Linked DNA regions of Homo sapiens: region 1 is linked to region 2. A link is a loop called in an ENCODE intact Hi-C map of the cell type or tissue named here. Cell type or tissue: endothelial cell of umbilical vein. All regions are shown on one strand. Each heading gives the region's core, and the rest is flanking DNA. Links, peaks and the distances in the headings are about the cores only. Region 1 overlaps LOC102724417 (a long non-coding RNA gene). Region 2 has its middle 7.9 kb from the start of MIR4318.

Region 1 (2,918 bases), core at 171-2,670, 60 kb after region 2:
TGTCATACACCATGATGAGAGTGACAGTCACACTTAAAATAGTGCTGGGAAGAAGGGAGGAGGGAAGGAGGGAGAGTAAAAGGAAGGAAGGACTCGTTAAGAGACCATCGGTTCTGTGTGTGTGTGTGTGTGTGTGTGTGTGTGTGTGTGTGTGTGTTATAGGGAGGGGCAGCCTCAGGAGACCCGGAGGGACCCTGTGCTTCTGTTAGTCTCCGTGATGTTGACGCTGAAGCCATGAACACACAAAGATCACAGACGGAAGGAAGAAGAGCTCCGGCTCTAGTTCCTGTGAGGTACTGTGTGTCTCAGAAAAAGTATTAGAGAAGTAGGGAAATGGCTTTTTGATGCTGCTGCTGCATAAACAGGCTTCCCAGGTACAGGCGTATTTTAACGTGGTGTTAAAAGACAAAGAAGGAAGAGTCGAAGTGCTGTCTTTCACGCCTCTGTGTTGCCTCCTGAAAACCCATCTCATGGAAGTAGACCTAGGAAAGGAACCCACCTGGCAGCAACTCCTGGGGGCTGAGGGGCAGGTTGGAGGGGGGGAAGGCAGGAAGGACACGCTGACCACTTAGGTCTCTGGCATCACACAGGGAACTCTTGGCTAATCCTCCAGGGAAATCCCTAGAGGCTGAGGCCTGGGAAACCAGCTTCCTAAAGGGTACCCTGTACCTCAGGTTCTGATTTTTCATTCAGTTTACATAGCCTGTTTGCAGAGCCATCTTAAATATCCTTGCAGTGCATCTGGTGTCAAAGCTTAGGGCTGCCAGCAAGGTCTCCCTGCTCCGTGCCTCTGCCCATCATTCTGTCTTGGCTCGGTGAAAGGCTGCCCGAGGTATTTTTCTTGCTTGGCTTAAACATTATATCATTTGGGTTAAACATCACCCTCTTTGGCACCCTCCTTAAGTCTAATTTATGCATTGTTTTTTTCTGGGAAGGCTTCTAGAACTACCGTACCTTCTGCCTTGGGGCTCCCAGGGCTCTATGGGAAACATGATTACTGCACTAAACAGGCAGTCCTATAGGGGTGTGCTACTGAAATGCTGCAGCCTGAGCCCCTCATCCCTCCACGTATATTATAGTTTCTCTGCCAAGGCAACCAGTGCATGTGCCCACCCTGCCTGTGGGCTGTGAAGGCTGGCATGGGCCCTGCTCCTCACCAGGACCCTGAGCCATCCTCAGTTGGTGCTGGCTGAAGGCCCCAGCACAGGAAACACGTTCCGATTTGTCTCCACAGAGTAACTATGCTCACTGCAACACCTTTCATTCCTAATAGGGAGGATGAAAACAAGAGTGAATGCATATAAACATATTGGATTCCTAAGAGTTGGAGTGATAGAGACAGTGAGGGAATGAATTAGAGAAGGGGCGGGGATCATCAACCTGACTGGCTTTCTAATTTTATAACCCTATTGTGCCTCCCAGGTTAGCCACAGTAAACACAATCCCCTGGTGGTGGCAAGGGCTTTATATCTAAGAACTGGAAAACTACCAAAGGGACTCTTCCCCAGAATCTCTTCCCTGGAGATCCATTCACCCCACAATCCAGAGAATGTCAGTCTTCATGGGATGCTGAGATAGCTGACTCAGTTCCCACCCCTGCCCCACACCCATCCAACCCAGAGAATTCAGTCCTGAAAAACAAAAGGATCAAGCTTTCGGGGAAATCTAACTGTACACACTGGTCACATGTCAGGGGGATGCAAAGATTCTTTTTCCTATTAATTTCCACTGTGATTTTAGAGACATTCTATAAATGCATTAGACCCCCAGCTCCTTAAGAAGGTAAGAGAATATAAGTTATTAATTGCATACCCTACATCCAGTATAGTGCTTGGCACATAGTACGTGCTCAATAAATGATTTTCGGCTGAGATGTTGTGTGTTCTTTGCTGTTTAATTTATAGTATCTTAGTGGGCTCTGGAATTAGATGAGCCCATATGTGTGCAGCAGATACTGTGGGGAGCACACTCCAGTAGATGAAAAATGTGGTGTTCAGAGGGTGTGGCTGTTCAAGCAAGCAGCCCAAGGGGGAACCACTGTGAGGAAGCTCACAATCCCCATGTGTTTGTGTGTCTTGCACTGTTCTTAGCACTCTGCATGTGTCAGCACCTTTTCTCCTCTCTGCCCACCTGGGAGGCAGGTGGTACTCATCTTTCTTTTACAGATGAGAAAGCCAAGGCAGAGTAAAGAAATGACATTCCCAGGTAACACAGCTGGTAAATGGTACAGGACCTCACCCCAGGCTAGCTGATTGGAGGGTTCATGCCCTTAACAACTTCCTTCTACTGCTTCTCTGCAGAACATGGCCCTAACAGTGGGCAGCATGAAACTGAGGAACACAGCAGGAAGCTGATTTAGGCAAACTCAGCAGGTAAGCATGGGGTTAGTCAACACAAGGGCCATCTCCGTGGCTGGCCACTGGGGTCTGGAGCAGGGAGGGTCTGGATACTAGATCGATGATCAAGACAGGGATTCATGCATGAGAGCAAGGCAAGAAGGCAATGGCCAGAATCAAGCAAGACTGCTCCCAGGGCTCAACGTCTGGTTCATAGTAAAGCTCACAGTGCTGAGTCCCAGGGTCTTATAATACACTTCTGAAATACTCCTTCTCTAAGCTCTGTGTTGGCTAAATTCTAGGGCAAGGCCGAACATCAGTCTCAGAATGTTTTCTTAAATAAGGGAATGGAAAAAAGCAGAAACCATCCAGCCTTGTCCCAATGCACAGACTTGCTCTGTTCCCTTACGGTGAATGCATTCTCTTTAGGCCCACCCTGTTTTTTCACGCCATCCAACTGGAGCCAGTGTTTATTTCCAAGGTTGTGTTATATGATGGGGAAAAGTTCTCTGGAGGAAAATTCTGGGGCTCATTAAACAGTGGGTAGAAGAGGAGGAAAGAATGAGGGAGGGAAGTAAAGAG
Region 2 (2,918 bases), core at 112-2,611:
ATGTAATTCACTTCTCTTGCTTCTCTCAAAGAACTCACTGCTTGGCCAGTGCTCAGTGAATGTTTGAGGCCTGATTAAAAGCCAGGATTTGGCTGATGTGGGGCTGGGAGGTCCAGGTGGCCCAGCTCCCACCAATGATTAGCTCCTTTCTTTGTGCTGCCCTAAAATCCTGGCTTGGTTCATTAAGATGCAATAAGAAGTCTGGGACACTGGCATCTTCTGTTTACAAGCCACACTTCATTCGGTCCTGCCCTTGTTCCCTCAGCCCTGCAAGCACAAGTGTCTGTCCATCCCTTCCCGGTGTTGCCCTCCACCTTTAAGAGGGAAAATTTAGATGTATGGATTTTGGCAAAGGCTTAAAACTGGCAAGAAATAAAAAATTCAGCATACCCTTCTGCATATTTTATAACTCAGTCTAATGAAGAAATAATCCAAGATGGCACCTGCTAAGAAAACTTAGTTTATTGAAATATGACTGTAATATAGGAAAGATGGCTAATGCACTAGGCTGTGCGATATTAATGCCCTATACTTCAGCTGGTGTGTTTAAAAGAAGTCTCTCATGTATTTTATTTTATTTTATTTTATTGGGAGCCATATCATTAGCTTTTAAAGACATTGTGAGTGAGAGAAGAAAAGAGATTTGGACTATTAAAAAAAAAAACAACAACAAAAAAACCCTGAGCAACTCAACCTGCCTTTCTCTACAAATGAAACAAACCAAAAAAATATATATATTTTTTTCATAAACATTTTTTTTTCCGGCTGGGATATTAGGACAGTATATTAAATTCCCCCAAAAGGAGGCCCTAGAACTATTTACATAATAATGTCTCCACTGTGGTTGTGACAGATGGGCTTCACTGATGCAGACATACTGTTAGGGGCTTAGCAATAGATTAAAAAAACCACCACAATACTGTATAACATAATAAAAGTGTATTGTAATGTACATCATAACTTGTGGCCAAGGTTAAATTTGCAGTCGGAGTATGAAAGTCGTATTCCATTATACAAAATAGATGTTACACAGAAAAGCATTAAAGATGAGTTGACTCAACCATTTATTTTTAGTTTATATTTTATTCTATTTTCCTTGGCCTTATTTATGCAATATATTTTTAATCATATGAAATGGCATCGTTATGTGTCCCTTACCCCCACCTTGGACTGAGGGGCAGCCCGAGATCTTCAGACTCTCCTGGCTTTGTGGCTTCACATTCCAGGGGGCTTCAGGCTTTCCTCTGTTGGAAAATGGCTGATCATGTGTTTCTGTTTTTGCTTCATTCGGAGCTGCTTGGCACAGCTAAGGCCAGCAGTGGCCTCTGAGGGTGGCCTCTTTTGGTTTATGTGGAATCTTTGGAAACAAACTGTAGTTCTAGGGGCTTTCCCCATCCCATCAAGGGGTGACAAGGACATGAGATGTAAGTAGTCCCATTGAAGGTGGTCTATGAATAAAAGGTGACTGGGTTTTTCTTGTCCAGGACTTGACCACTGATTTCAGCTCAATGGTTCTGGTCCCCTGAACTGACCCTGAGTCTAGCAGCATGCTCTCCAAAGGGGAAGTAGCGTTCACTTTAGGCCAGCATGCTGATAATATTGTCAGATCCTTAAAGTGAAGAAAAAGTTTGGAGGCATACTTAAGACCCTAGGCAGAAGTTGCCTTTTATAAATAGATTCTCTTTCCAGTGCCAGCTTAAGAAGTTTGGATTATGCTGTTTAAGGGAGGTGGCTTTTCCCTGCAAGGACTCAATCAATGCAGGCCCCAGATTCCACTCCAATTAAATGATATTAACCTTGATTTAAACAGCCTTTAATTCTGATATCTTTTGTTTTGGTCAAAGTCAGCAATCTCTCAGAAGATTCCATAGAGAGCATAGCCTCTCAGTGTTCCATGGCAGATTTGGGAGTTTTAGGCATGCCTTTAACTAGAGGCCCTCCCTTGGGAGCCAGGAAGACAGAAGCATTAGAGAGACTCCCAGCCCAGGTGGGGAGCCCGGCTCAGGGAATTCAGTCTGGGCTCAGCTGGGGATGCCGGGTGTTTCTGTGGTGGGCAGACCATCAACCCTGGGGGGCCCAAGAAGCTGACAGCTGGTGACTCCTTTTGGGAGTAATCAAGCACCATCTTCTAGAAGAATTCTGTCCTGAATTCTTATTGCTGCAGATAATGGAACCTCAAGCATAATCTGAGCATACCTTCAAATAACCTGCATGTGGAGTTATTTGAAGTACTAGAAAAGCCCTATTGTCCATACTGAGACTCCAATAGAAATGTAATGTGAGCCACATACATAATTTAAATGTATTAATATCCACATTAAAAAAGTAAAAAGCAGCAGGTGAAATTAATTTTATTAATATACTTTTAATATATGTAAAATCTCCAAATTTTAACAAAATGTTATAAAAATTATTGAGATATTTTACATCTTTTTCTTCATGCTAAATCTTTGAAATCCCATGTTTATTTATACTTAAAGCATATTGTAATTGGGATGAGCTTTGTTTCAAATGCTCAGTGGTTGCACGTGGCTAGGGGCCACCATACCAAACAACACAGGTCCAACGGACCATTCTCCTCAGATGTCTGCTATTGTGGTGGACAAGGAGTAGATTAAGGGATTGTTACCCATTCTAAGTCAACTTTTAAGTGCTTCTGTTTTAATCCCTCATCAAACTTTAGCAACAGTGATTGAATTTCCAAACCTCTTTCCAATCTGGCTGGGGTAGATACGAGCCAAGGATTTAGCATTGCGGATGGGGTTTCAGATACTCAGGACAGTTAGGAGGCAGCTGGAAAGACGCATTACCTAGACGGCCCTGAGCTATGAGGAGAACAAATAGTTGAGATGAGGAGGTAAGTGGTATCTAGGAAAGGCCTGGCTGTCTCACTACTGCTATAGTGAGAAGAGTAGCAT

What was found. Hi-C counts contacts between places; a loop is a spot of excess contacts. Peaks named below come from ENCODE experiments on the same cell type or tissue, not always from the same donor. Only the 100,000 strongest peaks of a DNase experiment are listed, where the experiment ranks them.
Region 1: it touches region 2 in a loop (6-fold over the local background); 3 of 110 quality-filtered maps call a loop at or near these places.

The regions. Positions count from the first base shown.
Region 1 is chr18:37,723,544-37,726,461 of GRCh38, forward strand. LOC102724417 (a long non-coding RNA gene) reads left to right here. Exons shown (of 4, transcript XR_001753556.2): 2 at 2,301-2,372. Among named protein-coding and RNA genes, the nearest start is that of MIR4318, 68 kb to the left of the region's middle. In endothelial cell of umbilical vein, for the core only: no CTCF peak of the experiment used is centred there; no DNase peak of the experiment used is centred there.
Region 2 is chr18:37,663,557-37,666,474 of GRCh38, forward strand. No RefSeq gene overlaps it. Among named protein-coding and RNA genes, the nearest start is that of MIR4318, 7.9 kb to the left of the region's middle. In endothelial cell of umbilical vein, for the core only: no CTCF peak of the experiment used is centred there; no DNase peak of the experiment used is centred there.